Regions from separate parts of the Homo sapiens genome. Here region 1 is linked to region 2. A link is an interaction called in ENCODE POLR2A ChIA-PET data of the cell type or tissue named here. Cell type or tissue: OCI-LY7. All regions are shown on one strand. Each heading gives the region's core, and the rest is flanking DNA. Links, peaks and the distances in the headings are about the cores only.

Region 1 (9,896 bases), core at 2,545-7,544, 260 kb after region 2:
GCCCAACTCACCATTGCCACTGCTGACACCTGAGAAAGCCACTTGGAGGCCCAATAATTAGCCTGTCTGGATCCTCTAACACCAGTGCCCATGTATGCTGCTGGGCCCCAAGGATGGGAAGACTCAACCTGCTGCCACCACCACTGGGGCCCAAGGACTGTCCCATCTGGCATCCCCATCCCCAGCAAAACCTCCACTAACAACCACAGGATAAGCCACCAAGGAACTCACAGGCACCACTGATGCTGATTACAGCTGAGGAAATTGTACAGAAACCACATGACTGCACGCAGCAAGAATCAAAGTTAAAGCATCCTACCCAATCCACACTATAAATACATCTATAGAAAATGTCTCTTTTCCTACCAAAGCCACCGCCCCACAAAAAATGGGAAGAAGTGCAGATATCAATGTAAAACACAAGAAGCATGAAAAAGCAAGGAAACATGACACTTCCAAAACAACACAATGATTCCCCAGTGACAGATTCCAATGAAAAAGAAACGTATGACATGCCAAAAAAAGTCAAAATAACAATATTGAAGCTCAGTGAGATACAACAAAACACAGATAAGCAACACAAAGAAATCAGAAAAAAATTCATGATCTGAACAAGAAATTCAACAGATATACAATAAACCCCAAAAAGACATCCTAGAACTGAAGAGCTTTTTAAAAATTAAAAATATGATCTAGAGCTTCAACAACAGACTTGAAAAAATAATTTTTGAACTTGAGGTCTGGTATTTTGAAACAACCCAGTCAGAAAAAAAAAAAAGAGAGAGAAAGAAATGAAGAATTAAAAAGAATGAAAAAAGCATATGTGACATATGAGTGACATAAAGCTACCAAATATTCAAATGTTGGGTATTCCAGAAGGAGAAGAAATGGACAAAGACATAGAAAACCTATTCAACAAAATAATAGCTGAGGGCTGGGCATAGTAGCTCATGTCTATAATCCCAGCACTTTGGGAGGCTGGGAAAATTGATTGAGGCCAGGAGTTTGAGACTAGGCAAGGCAACGTAGTAAGACTCTATTTCTACAGAACATTTAAAAAATTAGCTGGGTGTGGTGGCACGTGCCTATAGACCTAGCTACTTGGGAGACTGAGGTGGAAGGATCGCTTGAGCCAAAGAGTTTGAGGGAACAGTGAGCTGTGATCATGCAATTGCCTTCCAACTTGGGTGACAAAGCAGGACTCTGCCTAAAAAAAAAAAAGTTTGTTTTCATTCCTTGTTAAAAAAACAAACACTGTTAATGCAAAAGAATAATAATAATAAACTGAAAAGTTCAAATGTCTTACAAGAGATATAGACATTCAGATACAGGAAACTCAAGGATCCCCAAATAGATCAACCTGAAAAGGCCTTCTCTAAGACACATTAGAGTCAAGAGTCAAAAACAAAGAAAGAAAAAAGAGAATTCTAAAAACAGCAAGAGAAAAGCATCTAGTCTCGTATAAAGAAATCCCCATCAGACTAACAGCAGATTTCTCAGCAGAACTCTTACAGGCCAAAACAGCATGAGATGATACACTCAAAACACTGAAAATAAAAAAAAAGAGTCAACCAAGAGTACTACACTCAGCAAAGCTATTTTTCAAAAATGAAGGAGAAATAAAATCTTTCCCAGACAAGCAAAAACTTAGGAAATTCATCACCATTAGATAGGCCCTATAAAAAATGCTTAAGGGAGTCCTATATCTGGAAGCAATAGGATAATATCTACCATCCTGAAAACACATGAAAACATAAAACTCATTGGCATGGCAGACACACAAATGAGAAAGACAAAGGACTCAAGGACTACAGAAAACCACCAAACTGCAATTATAACCAATAAGAGAGAAACAGAAGGGAAAAGGATATATGAAATAACCAGAAAACAATTACCAAAATGACAGGAATAAGTTCTTACCTATCAATAATAACCCTGAATATAAATAAATTAGAGTCCCCAATTAAAAGATATAGACTGGCTGAATGAATTTTTTAAAATGACCCAAATATATGCTACCTACAAGAAACTCACTTCACCTGTAAAGACACATAAAGACTAAACATGAAGGGATGAAAAAAGATATTCTGCAGAAACAAAAACCAAAAGTTAGTAGGAATAGCTATCCTTATATCAGATAAAACAGACTTTAAGTCAAAAATGTAAAAAGAGACAAGGTCGTTTTGTAATGATAACGGGATCAATTCAGTGAGGGAATGTAACAATTCTAAATATATATGCCCAACACCAAAGCACCCAGATACATAAAGTAAATATTATTGAGCTAAAGGGAGAGATAGACTCTAACACAATAATAGTTGAGAACTTCAACACCCCACTCTCAGCATTGGACCAATCATCTAGACAGAAAATCAACAAAGAAACATTGGATTTAAACTATACTTTAGACCAAATGGACCTAACAGATATTTACAAAACATTTTAACCACTAGCTGCAGAACACACATTCTTTTCATCAGCACATGGAAAATTCTCCAGGATAGACCATATGTGAGGCCACAAAATATTTCGACAAATTTTAAAACATTGAAATCATATCATTGTATAATGGAATAAAGCTAGAATTCAAGAGGAACTTTAGAAACTGTACGAATACATTAAAATTAAACAACATGATCCTGAGTGACCACTGGGTCAATGAAGAAATTAAGTAAGAAATTTAAAAATTTATTGAAACAAATGAAAATGGAAACCCAACAAATCCTTTAAGATTCAGCAAAAGCAGTGCGAGAGAGTATTTTATAGCAATAAATGCCTACATTAAAAAAGCTGAAAAAGGCCAGGTGTGGTGGCTCACACCTGTAATCCCAGTACTTTGCGAGACCAAGGCAGGAGGATCGCTTGAGGTCAGGAGCTCGAGACCAGCCTGGCCAACATGGTGAAACCCTGTCTCTACTAAAAATACAAAAATTAGCCGGGTGTGGTGGTGTGTGCCTGTAATCCCAGATGCTTGGGAGGCTGAGGCAGGAGAATCACTTGAACCAGGGAGGTGAAGGTTAGAGTGAGCTGAGATCATGCCACTGCACTGTAGCCTGAATGATAGTACGAGACTCTGTCTCAAAAAACAAAACAAAAAAAAGTAGAAAGATTTCAAGTAAATATCCTAATGATGCACCTCAAGGAACTAGAAAAGCAAGATAAACCAAACCCCAAATTAGTAGAAGGAAAGAAATAATAAAGGTCAGATCAGAACTCAGTTAAAAAGAGACTAAAAAGACATACGAAGGCTCAACTAAATGAAAAGTCAGTTTAAAAAAAAAATAAACAAAATAGATAAACCACTAGCTAGACTAACCAAGAGAAAAGAGAAGACACAAATAAACAGAATTAGAAATACAAAAGGAGACATTACAACTGATACCATAGAAATACAGAGGATCATTAGAGATTATTATGAACAACTGTACAATAACAAACAGAAAAACCTAGAGGAAATGGATAAGTTCCTGGACACAGATAACCTACTAAGATTGAACCAGGAAGAAACAGAAAACCTGAACACTCCAATATTGAGTGATGAGATTGAATCAGTAAAAAAACATCCCCCAAGAAAGAAAAGCCCAGGACTGGATGGCTTTACTGACAAATTCCACCGAACTTACAAAGAAGAATTAATACCAATTCTTCTCAAACTATTCCAGAAAATTGAAGAACAGGGAATTCTTCCTAACTCATTCTGCAAGGTCACCATTACCTTAATACGAAAACTAGACAAGGACACAACATAAAAAGAAAACTACATATCTCTGATGAACATAGATGAAAACATCCTCAACAAGATACTTGCAAACCAAATCCAACAAATATCAAAAAGATAATACACCATGATCAAGTGGGTTTTTTTCCCAGGGATGCAAGGATGTTTCAACATAGCAAACCAATCAATGTGATATATTACATTAACAGAATAAAGGACAAAAACCATATGATCATATCAGTAGGTACAGAAAAAGTGTTTGATAAAGTTCAACATCCTTTTGTGACAAAAACTCTCAACAAATCAGGCATAGGAGTTACACTCTTAACATAATAAAGGCTATATATGACAATCCCACAGCTAACATACTGAGTGAAGAAAACCAGAAAGCCTTTCCTCCAAGAACTGGAACAAGACAAGGATGCCCACTTTCACCATTCCTATTTGACATAGTATTGGAAGTCCTAGCCAGAGCAGTCAAGCAAGAGAAAGAAATAAAAGGCATTCAAATTAGAAAAGGGGAAGTCAAATTTTTCCTTTTTGCAGATGACATGATCTTATATATAGAAAAATTTAAAGACACTACGAAATAACTCTTACAATAAATGAATTCAATAAAGTTGCAGGATACAAATCAACATACAAAAATCAGTAGTGTTTCTATATACCAATAACACAGTAGCTGAAGAAGAAATCAAGAGAACAATCCCATTCACAATAGCTACAAAACAAAAACCAAACCAAACAAAAAACCTAAGAATAAATTTAACCAAAGAGATGAAAGATGTTTACAAGGAAAGCCACAAAACACTGATGAAAGAAATTGAAGAGGATACAAAAAGTGGAAAGACACCCCATGCTCATGGATCAAAATTAATATTGTTAAAATGACCATTCTACCAAAAGCAATCTACAGATTTAAGGCAACCCTATAAAATACCAATAACATTCTTCACAAAAATAGAAAAAAAAATCCTATAGGCCAATGACATATAGGCCAACGAAAAAGAATAGAGAACCCAATGACATACAGGCCAATGAAAAAGAATAGAGAACCCAGAAAGAAATAAGTCCATATATTTACAGCCAACTAACCTTCCAAACAAAAAAAAGTGACAAGAACATAGAATATACACTCGGGAAAGGACACCTTCTTCAATAAATGGTGCTGGGAAAACAGGACATCCATATGCAGAGGAATGAAATTAGAGGCCATATCTCATCATATGCAAAAATCAACTCAAAGTGGATTAAATGCTTACATGTAAGACCCAAATATAAAAACTGACTAGAAAAAAACATGGGGGAAACACTCCAGGACATTGATCTAACTATTTTATAGCTAATACCTCAAAAGCACAGACAACAAAAACAAAAATAGACAATTTCGATTATGTTAAACTAAAATACTTCTGCACAGCAAAGGAAACAATCAACAGAGTGGAAAGAAAACCTGTTGAATGAGAGAAAATATTTGCAAACTATTCATGTGACGAAGGATGAATATCCAGAATATACAAGGAATTCAAACAGCTTAACAGTAATAATAATAATAACAATAATAATATTCCCATTAAAAAGCAGGCAAAGGGTCAAATGAAGAGACATTTCTCTACAGAAGATACACAAGTGGCCAACAAACAGATATATGAAAAAATGCTCAGCATTACTCTTCATCAGGGAAATGCAAATCAAAATCACAATGAGATCTCATCTCACCCCAGTTAAGATGGCTATTATCAAAAATACAAAAAGCAGCAAAAGCGGCTGAGGTTGCAGAGAAGGAACTCTTACACACTGTTGGTGAGAATGTAAATTAGTACAGCCATTATGGAACGCAGTATGGAGTTTCATCAAAAAACTAAAATTAGAACTATCATACAATCCACTACTGGGTATTTATCCAAAGGAAAAGAAACCAGTGTATCAAAGGGATACACCTTTGATACTACACCTCCATGTTTATTGCAGCATTATCCCCAAAAGCCAAGATATGGAATCCAACCCAAGTGTGCATTAACAAGTGAATAGTAAAGAAAATGTACTATATATACACAATGGAATGCTATTCAGCCATAAAAAAGACTGAGACCATGTTATTTGCAGCAACATGGATGCTGGGGTGCATTATATTAAGCAAAATAAACCAGGCGCAGAAAGACAAATGTCATATGCCCTCATACATGGGAGCTAGAAAAGTCGATTTTATGGAGGTAGAAAATAGAATGATGGTTACCAGAGGCTTGGAAGAATGTGTGGGGGTGGTGGTGGGGGAGTAATGGATGATGAAGAGAGGTTGGTTAATGGGTACAAACATACAATTAGATAGAAGAAATATGCCCCAGGGTTCAATAGCTCAGTGGGGTGACTATGGTTAATAACACTATATCGTATATTTCAAAATAGCCACAAGAAAAAAATTGAAAAGTTTCCACCACAAAGAAATGATAGATGTTTGAGGCAATGGATATCCTAAATGCTCTGATTTAGTTATCACATATTGTATGCGCATATCAAAATATCATATGTACCCCCTAAATCTGTACAAATATCATGTATCATTAAAAAATAATTAAAAATAAAGACGGGAAAATGTCACTTGACATAATATTCTTTGCTTTCTCAAATTCCTGTGAGTGCATTAGAGAAAAATAAGTATCATAAAGAACGTTATTTTCTGGTGGTTTTAGGACTTTGTCTGTTCTAACATGTGTCTTCACTCAGTAGGCCAGAAGAATTAAATCTCCTGTTGTCCTCAATATGGTAAATATACTTGGCAGTTGGACTATCAGAAAAACTTTTTGCCCACTTTTAAATGCTAATGAATGCCAGAGTAATGCATTTTAGTGTTAGTTTTTGGTTATTAAGACAACAATTGGTAATATAGTCTTAGGTGTTACTGAGTACATAATATTTATAGAATATAGTTTAAGGATATCACATTCAATGATTTAACTGTGCCTTCAGATCTTAGCAGGAGTGTATAAGTTGCACACAAAGAATGTTTTAAAATTTTAATAAAATGTTATTGATGACATTGTCTGCTATATTGTTAAATGTTTCATAAGTATAGAGTAAATCCATTTTAAAGTTTTGTGCTAGGAAAAAGATGAATAATATATTTTCCTTTACATTGTCGGCCAGCGCATTTAGAGAAGAATTTTGTCTAGCAATGCTCCTTGGCTTCAAAATTTTCCAATTACTTTCTTATATTTATTTTATCAGTATATTTTAATTAGATGCCTAAATCTTTTTCAGAAGTAACTAGATTATGAAATTTTTCAATTATCTTAATTATTTAACTATAAATATTTTAACCAGTGACTCATTACCTTCCAGCTGCTGTTAAATTTTTTTTAGTGAAGAAATCTATACCAGATGGAGCATAGTTCCAAAGAATTTCTTTAGCAGCAATATAGTAATGTATAACATGTGTCCCAGTAACAAAGGCTTCTGTTGAAGGTTTCTGGCAATTACTTACTTTGAAAAATGCCTGCATACTCTCTGAAAAACAGATAGAGAATGTTATTAAAACATTAAGACAATTTTCTTGGTCAATACATATTTTCAATTTTAGCCAACAATATTGAGACTTTCTATTTCTTTGAGAAATGTGATGTATGAAATCAATGGAAAAATTTAAGATGTATGAAATAAGTACAAAAGTCAGGATGCAAAAATGAATATTAAAGGCATATATATTATTAGAGAATAATAACCAGCTTTGGACCAACTCTGAAGTGAAGATGGTACCTACATACTGAGAAGAATTTGAGAGTCCAAGAACATCTTCCCTCATGAATATGAAATTACTACTACTAGTCATTAATGAGTTAGTTGGTTTATTCAATTAACTAGTTGGCTGGAAGAAAGAAACTCAAGGCATGAGAAGATCAGTCCTGTGTTTTAATTTCAGAGCACCGTTGGTGGGAATGTAAATTAATATAGACTTTATGGAAGACAATTTGGCAAAATTTGTTAAAATTAAAAGCCCTGGCAGGCAGTGGGTCACACGTGTAATCTCAGCACTTTTGGAGGCCAAGGCAGGCGGCCTCACTTGAGCCCAGCAGTTTGAGACCGGCCTGGGCAACATGACAAAACCCCATCTCTACAAAAAAAAAAAAAAAAAAATCAGCTGGGTGTGATGGTGTATGCCTGTAACGCCAACTACTCCGGAGGCTAAGGTGGGAAGACTGCTTGAGCCCAGAAGATCGAGGTTGCAGTGAGCCATGACTGCACCACTGAACTCCAGCCTGAGCAACAGAGCATGACTCAAAAAAAAAAACAAAAAAAAACCTCTCTGCCATTATATAGTTTCACTTCTTGAGAGTCATGAGAAATATTTTCACATACATGAAGAGACATATAAAAAGGTATTAAATAAGGTCAGGCACGGTGGCTCATGACTGTAATCCCAGCACTCTGGGAGGCCGAGGCGGGCGGATCACCTGAGGTCGGGAGTTCAAGACCAGCCTGACCAATATGGAGAAACCCTGTCTCTACTAAAAATACAAAATTATCTGGGCATGGTGGTGCATGCCTGTAATCCCAGCTACTCAGGAGACTGAGGCAGGAGAATCGCTTGAACTTGGGAGGCAGAGATTGCGGTGAGCTGAGATCGCGCCACTGCACTCCAGCCTGGGCAACAAGAGGGAAACTCCATCTCAAAAAAAAAAAAAAAAGGTGTTAACTATAACATTGTTAATAAACCAAAAAGGCAGTAGCAACTTAAACATCTGTTTGTAGGCAAAAGGTTAAATAAATTACAGTACAACCAAAATATGGAAAACTATGCAACAGTTAAAAAAAAAAAGTTAAATGTATAGAGAATGCATGGAAAGAGACTTCAAGACTTTGATATGAGTGATGAAAACAACAGAATATTATATGCAGTGTGATCTACTTACATAAAACAAAGCACAAAACATAGCTATGTATTTTTATTTCTACGTGTTCATGTTTATGTTGTGTGAAAGTGCATAGCGAACAGGTTTTCAAATACTTGCACAAATTGATTACAGTGGCTAAGATGGTGGTGGGGTGGAATTGGACTGATGGTGTGTCCTTAAAGCAGCTCTCCAAAACTAAACACAAACTCTGATTTATGTGCTAATTTTTTTGTAGTGTAAGCACTTCCCATTGCAACCAATTTGAAGCTACCAATAATTTAACTGCTGGATTATTTAACTCTCAGCTCTTTTGAGCTGGAGGCTAATGTATACTGCATTAGACTTCTTTCACTTTTTCTGCCTGCTTTCCTCCACCTATTTTTCTGCCTCTTTTCCTCCTTCTCTTCTTCCATTTCTCCCACTTTTTTTCCTCCTTTCTTTCCTTCCTACCTTTCTTTCCAACAAAGGTCTATTCATATATTCTTGTAATTACTTAAAAAAAATGGAGTAAATTAAAGCGCAGAAAATCTTCAGAAGGACACAGAAAGAGGAGACACACAGGAGAAAGTGATGGGATCCCATCAGCCAACTAGGCTTTGAGGCGTTTTTTCACTTGGTCTAGGGCTGACACTAGTCTTTCTGCAGGGTTGAGGTAGAAAGACTGTCTTGAGGGTATGATCTGAGAATAAGGTAGATAGGAGGTATTGGTGGAGCTGAGTATATTTTAATCTGAAAATGATCATCTTTTCTAAGTGACAACTTTTTATCACTAAATTCAGTCCTTGAGTTATAATAGCCGTGAGTGGTTTTCTTTTTCTCACACAAAAAAATAAAGTTAAATTCTGTAATTCTAATGAAAATTATGTTTTTTTCTGATTGAAAAATAACACAGAACATTTACGTGATCATATATAGAGTTTTGTCATATTCAAGAATAAAAAAGATAAACAACAACATAACTGACCATTCTGTTATTAAATGGCAAATGTGGAGAGGGAAATAAACAAAAATAAGGAGGTTTACTTGAGTAATCAATTAGAATTATTGGGTTCTGCATAATTTCTTGCTCTGCTTCCCATAGGATTTTGATTCTTGTTTCCTCAGTTAAAGAAAAAGCTGTAATAATATCTGCTCTGTCTGACACTCAGGGTTCTCACTCAGGGTTTATATTCTCACAATGAATATAAAAGTTTTTGTAAAAACAGCAACCCAATCCTATATACTTAAAAGGATTTAAAGCTGTCAGGGACCTGGGCTCCATCACTGACTGTTTCCAAAAGGAATCATAT
Region 2 (5,000 bases), core at 1-5,000:
ATCTAGCTAGCACTGGGGACCTGCCATTGGTACAGTTCAGGGCAGCAGCTTGCCTGATGTCTCTGAGCTAGGCAAAGTCAGGTCTGAACCAGGGTCCTTCTCAACTCTGGTTGGGTTATGTGTTGTGGTGGGGTGGGTGGTGGTGGTGGGTGGTTTTTCCATTCCCAATTCTCTCATATGGCAGCATTCTTGAGTATGTATCCTGAGAATAATACGGGATGGAGGAAGATCCCTATTACCTTGGCTTTATGACAGATGAATTAAGTAATTTCTCTGAGTAGACAGAGCAGCTGGTATATTCCTCATTTTACAAATGAAGGAATGGAGGCTCAAGTCTTCTATCTCTATTGCTACTGTTCCTCCCCTCTGATCCAAAATACCTAAAAATACTTTGTCGTTTAAAATCAGCAGCACAGTTCATCGTCTTGCAGTGTTTTATGGAGTCTAGATGTATTCTTGGAAGGGTTCCTCTCACCTATATTTCTGTAGTAGGTCCATTCATTATTTCAAACATAATTTTAATTTCTAATCTGGGCAAAATCCTAAATTGAAGGGGCAAAAATAGACTGGTAAATAATACAGATTTTATTCCTGCCTCTATAAAGTTTATATTCTGAGACCTTACAGACATCTAACAACTAATACACAGTTATGTAATCATGATTCTAGTAAGTTCAGAGTACTAAGAGTCCAGACTAGGAGGACCTGCCTTAGACTGAGAAACTGACATTTAAGCCAAGAATAAATGTTTCCTTGCAAGTATGTAATAATTAATAGCTTGATACTTAATAATCTTTTAACAAAGTAGTGAAAAACAAAAGCTATAACATGAAGTAGTAAAATAAATCAGTTATTCTTGGCTTAAATGGGTTGAGGCCAGTGAGATGCCGTGATGCTGGGGCCCAAGCTCCAAGTGCCTGGATTTCCATAAGCCACCTTGGGTTAATCTAATGATCCTCAGTAAATCTCATAAAAATATCCCCAAGAGCTGGGCTTTCATAAGCTGTAATTTATTAATCCTTAGCATGCTCACTATAGGCAGTAATGATTATATCCACCAAGCATTTTGTAGGAAGTTAGTTTTAAAAAGAAGTGTCCAGGCGCAGTGGCTCACACCTGTAATTCCAACACTTCGGAAGGCCAAGGCAGGTGGATCACTTGAGGTCAGGAGTTCCAGACCAGCCTGGCCAAAATGGTTAAACCCCATCTCTACTAAAAATGCAAAAATTAGCCGGGTGTGGTGGCACATGCCTGTAGTCCCAGCTTCTTGGGAGGCTGAGGTGGGAGAATCACTTGAACCCTGGAAGCAGAGGCAATGAGCTGAGGTACGCCACTGCACTCCAGCCTGGGTGACAGAGCAAGACTCTGTCTCTGTAAATAAATAATAGATAGATAGATAGAAGTGAGTCACATGTTCATGTCAGTCCTTGTCTCTAGCTCAATTACAATATAAAGCATATTTTACTATAATTTTTTTTTTTTTTTTTTGAGATGGAGTTTCACTGTTGTTGCCCAGGCTGGAGTGCAATGGTGCAATCTCGGCTCACTGCAACCTCTGCCTCCTGGGTTCAAGTGATTCTCCTGCCTCAGCCTCCTGAGTAGCTGGGATTACAGGTGCCTGCCACCATGCGCAGCTAATTTTTGTGTTTTTAGTAGAAATGGGGTTTCACCATGTTGGCCAGGCTGGTCTTGAACTCCTGAGCTCAGGTGATCCACCCACCTCGGCCTCCCAAAGTGCTGGGATTACAGGTGTGAGTCACCGTGCCTGGACTTTTACTTTATTTACTTTGTCCATCTGTCCCTTTTTGGATTTTGAAGTATCTGAGAGTTGGAACCTATCTGAATCTTCCTATTATGTGAATACCAAATTTATAAAATGTTAGACATTTTTTATAGAAATGATATTTTTAAAAGTTATTATCCTTTGTTATAATAAAGAAGTCGTTCTTCAAAAGACTCTAGTACTTCTCAAATTTAATATGCAGACAAATTCCCTAGGGATTAAGATGTGGCTTCTGATTCTGTAGGTCTGGGGTGGGGCTCAACAGTTTGCATTTCTGTCAAGCTCCCAGGTGATGCCCATGCTGCTGGAACCCGGGCCACAGTTTGAGGAGCACTATTATAGGGGGAACATTCCTTTGGCTGAGATGCTGGGGCTCATGTCTAAACCAGAATTAACTCACTGCCCTGTTATCCACAGTAGACAAGCCAGCTGCCAGCAAACTGTGGAAGAGCACGCAAAGTACACAAGCATTGAACAAATGCACAGATTTAAAAAGACACCACTTAACTCTTGTTTCTGTCTTAGGAAACAAATAGGCCCAGTTTCTGATAAATGCATCCATGGTTACCAGGTATGTGACCCTGCTCAGAAGACCTAGAAAGTACCAAGTCTGTAGTTGCAAGGTGATTACACAGCATTTGCATTTGGGCAGCCGGGTGGAAGGATGATTCAGAATGAGATACTTGCTTTTGTTCGCAAAACAGATGCGATGTGCCCCTTGTTCCATTTCCTTTCTCCCTGTCTCTCACCTGTGTTACCACACCCTGGTGTACCGGATCACAGCTGCTAGTGATGCCTGCTAATCATGTTTGTTGGCTCTGAGATGAGTGAGATTAAAATTATCTTAACCTGTCAGATTAGATAAAGCTGCCTCTAGAAGTCTGACTAAAATGTATCGGACAAAAGTTGTAGGGTTTTTGTTATGGAAAATCAGCAGTCTTTAGGGCATCCTTGTATGTTTTCTAATACAGATGTGCCTAGATTTGCATTCTGCTTTGAACTGTCCTATCATTTAAAGATTTTTCTAAAGAGAGGATATTGGTAACACCATACATAGATTTTTCTGATGACGTTAAAACATTTGCCTGACCTTAAAATGTTGAACTGTGCATTTGGGAAAAGGTGGTTAAGATTTCTAGACCGCTGAATTTAAAAATTCAGCTACGGACTTCTACATGGCATTTAATTTATTTTTAATCCACAATTTTGGACTAAATGATAAACCTTTGTAGTCACATAATGAGGTCAGTGGCCCTGGAAGTTTTATGACCTGTGTTGTCCCCTCTGGAGCCAAGGTTCTTGTTGAGTGTTTCAGGATTTGCCAATTTAACAGGCACTGTTGATTCACCAGTTCTGCTTCAGTGCCTTTTCTCTTCCTTGCTTGTTTTCTGTACACCCCGTGCTTCCCAGCCTTCCTGTGGCACACAGCTGATGGGCTGATGATGTTTGTAGGGTACCTGAGGGTAAACAGAAACGGCCTTTTGTGGCCAAAGGCAGCCAGCCAGGGACTTTGAGGGATCAGCAGCTCTGACTCCTGTTTCCCAGGCTCATGCAGGTCGGATTTGGAAGTTCTACTTTACAACTACGATTTAGGCCTCTGTGGAATTAGATTTCTTTACTGCATTATGGGTAGCTGTTAGTCATTTTAAGTGGAATTGCTTCAGTTAAAGAAGGTGTTATAATGTCCAGGTTCTCAAATTGGATAAATGTGTAGAGTTTTATTATTAATATCCTTTATAACCTACACATATATTTTTTTTTTGGTAGTATACTTCATAATAAAAATTAAAAGTAAAGAGTATTTAGAAAGAAAAGATCTAAGCACAGTTCTCATTCTTGCCCCCAGTTGTATTACTAATATTTTAGCATTAAAAGAATAATAGGAAAAAGAGGGGGGAAGGAACATCTATTACACCAATCCCCTAATGCAATTACTATTATTTTATTTACTTTCTTGTAATATAAATGTTAATTAATGTTTATGTTCTTAGTTATAATCACAATGTATGTAGCTGTATATATTACACAGTGTACTGAAGTTGTCTTTATAGACATTAGTTTTAATTGCTGAATCATATTCCATGAGTAGTTAGTATTAATATACTAACCATTCCTGTATGGTAGAATATAAGTCGTTTAAATTTTTCTGCTGTTACAGAATATCTTCAAGATTCTTGCATTCATTCCATAAATAATTTGCCTATGTGTAAGGCATTCTGCTACATGTTAGCATCATAATGGTGAGCAAAAGGCCATAATCTCTGTTCTTGTGGAATTTAGCATCTAATTCCTGATTGTATTTTGCACATTAATTGTAAGAGTTTTTTAAAAACCTGTTCATTTTGAGAGAATTTCCATGCAGTTGTAAGAAATAATACAGACAGATCCCACATATGCTTCATCTGTTTTCCCCTAATGGTAGTACCTTACATAACTAAAATGTATTGCCCCAACCAGGAGATTGACATTGGACCAATCCACCAACCTTACTCAGATTTCACCAGTTTTATATGTATTCCCTTTTCTGTGTGTATGTGTATATGTATATGCACTTTTGGTTTTTATGCAACTTTATCACATGGGTAGATTGGTGTGACTACCACCATAGTCAAGATGCAGAGTAGTTCCATCACAAGGACCCTTCATCATATTCTTTTTTTTTTTTTTTTTTTTGAGACCGAGTCTCACTCTGTCACCCTGCCTTGAGTGCGGTGGCGTGATCTCAGCTCACTGCAACCTCTGCCTCCCGGGTTCCAGCTGTTCTTCTGCCTCAGCCTCCCAAGTAGCTGGAACTATAGGCGCGTGCCACCATGCCCGGCTAATTTTTGTATTTTTAGTAGAGACGGGGTTTCACCATATTGGTCAGGCTGGTCTTGAACTCCTGACCTTGTGATCCACCCACCTCGGCCTCCCAAAGTGCTGGGATTACAGGCGTGAGCCACTGCGCCTGGCCCATCATATTCTTTTACAGCCACAACTACATCTGTCATTCTTTCCCTCTCCCCTGGCAACCATTAATTTGCTTCCTATCTCTATACTTTTATTATTTGATGTTATATAAATGAAATTACATAGTATATAACTTTGTGAGATTGGAGTTTTTCACTGAGTGTAATTAATTTAAGATTCATCCAGGTTATTGTATCTCTAGTTTGTTCCGTCTTATAGCTGAGAAATATCCCACATGGATGTACCATATCCATATACCTGCTGAGTG

The links. Peaks named below come from ENCODE experiments on the same cell type or tissue, not always from the same donor. Only the 100,000 strongest peaks of a DNase experiment are listed, where the experiment ranks them.
Region 1: POLR2A ChIA-PET joins it to region 2 with 5 read pairs; 4 of 35 experiments call an interaction of 5 or more read pairs at or near these places.

Annotation. Positions count from the first base shown.
Region 1 is chr3:149,259,816-149,269,711 of GRCh38, forward strand. It overlaps the pseudogene CPHL1P. Among named protein-coding and RNA genes, the nearest start is that of TM4SF18-AS1, 20 kb to the right of the region's middle. RefSeq lists an enhancer at 9,729-9,896. In OCI-LY7, for the core only: no CTCF peak of the experiment used is centred there; no DNase peak of the experiment used is centred there.
Region 2 is chr3:149,001,645-149,006,644 of GRCh38, forward strand. All of the region lies in intron 4 of GYG1 (glycogenin 1), which reads left to right. Among named protein-coding and RNA genes, the nearest start is that of GYG1, 13 kb to the left of the region's middle. In OCI-LY7, for the core only: no CTCF peak of the experiment used is centred there; a DNase peak (open chromatin) is centred at 2,487.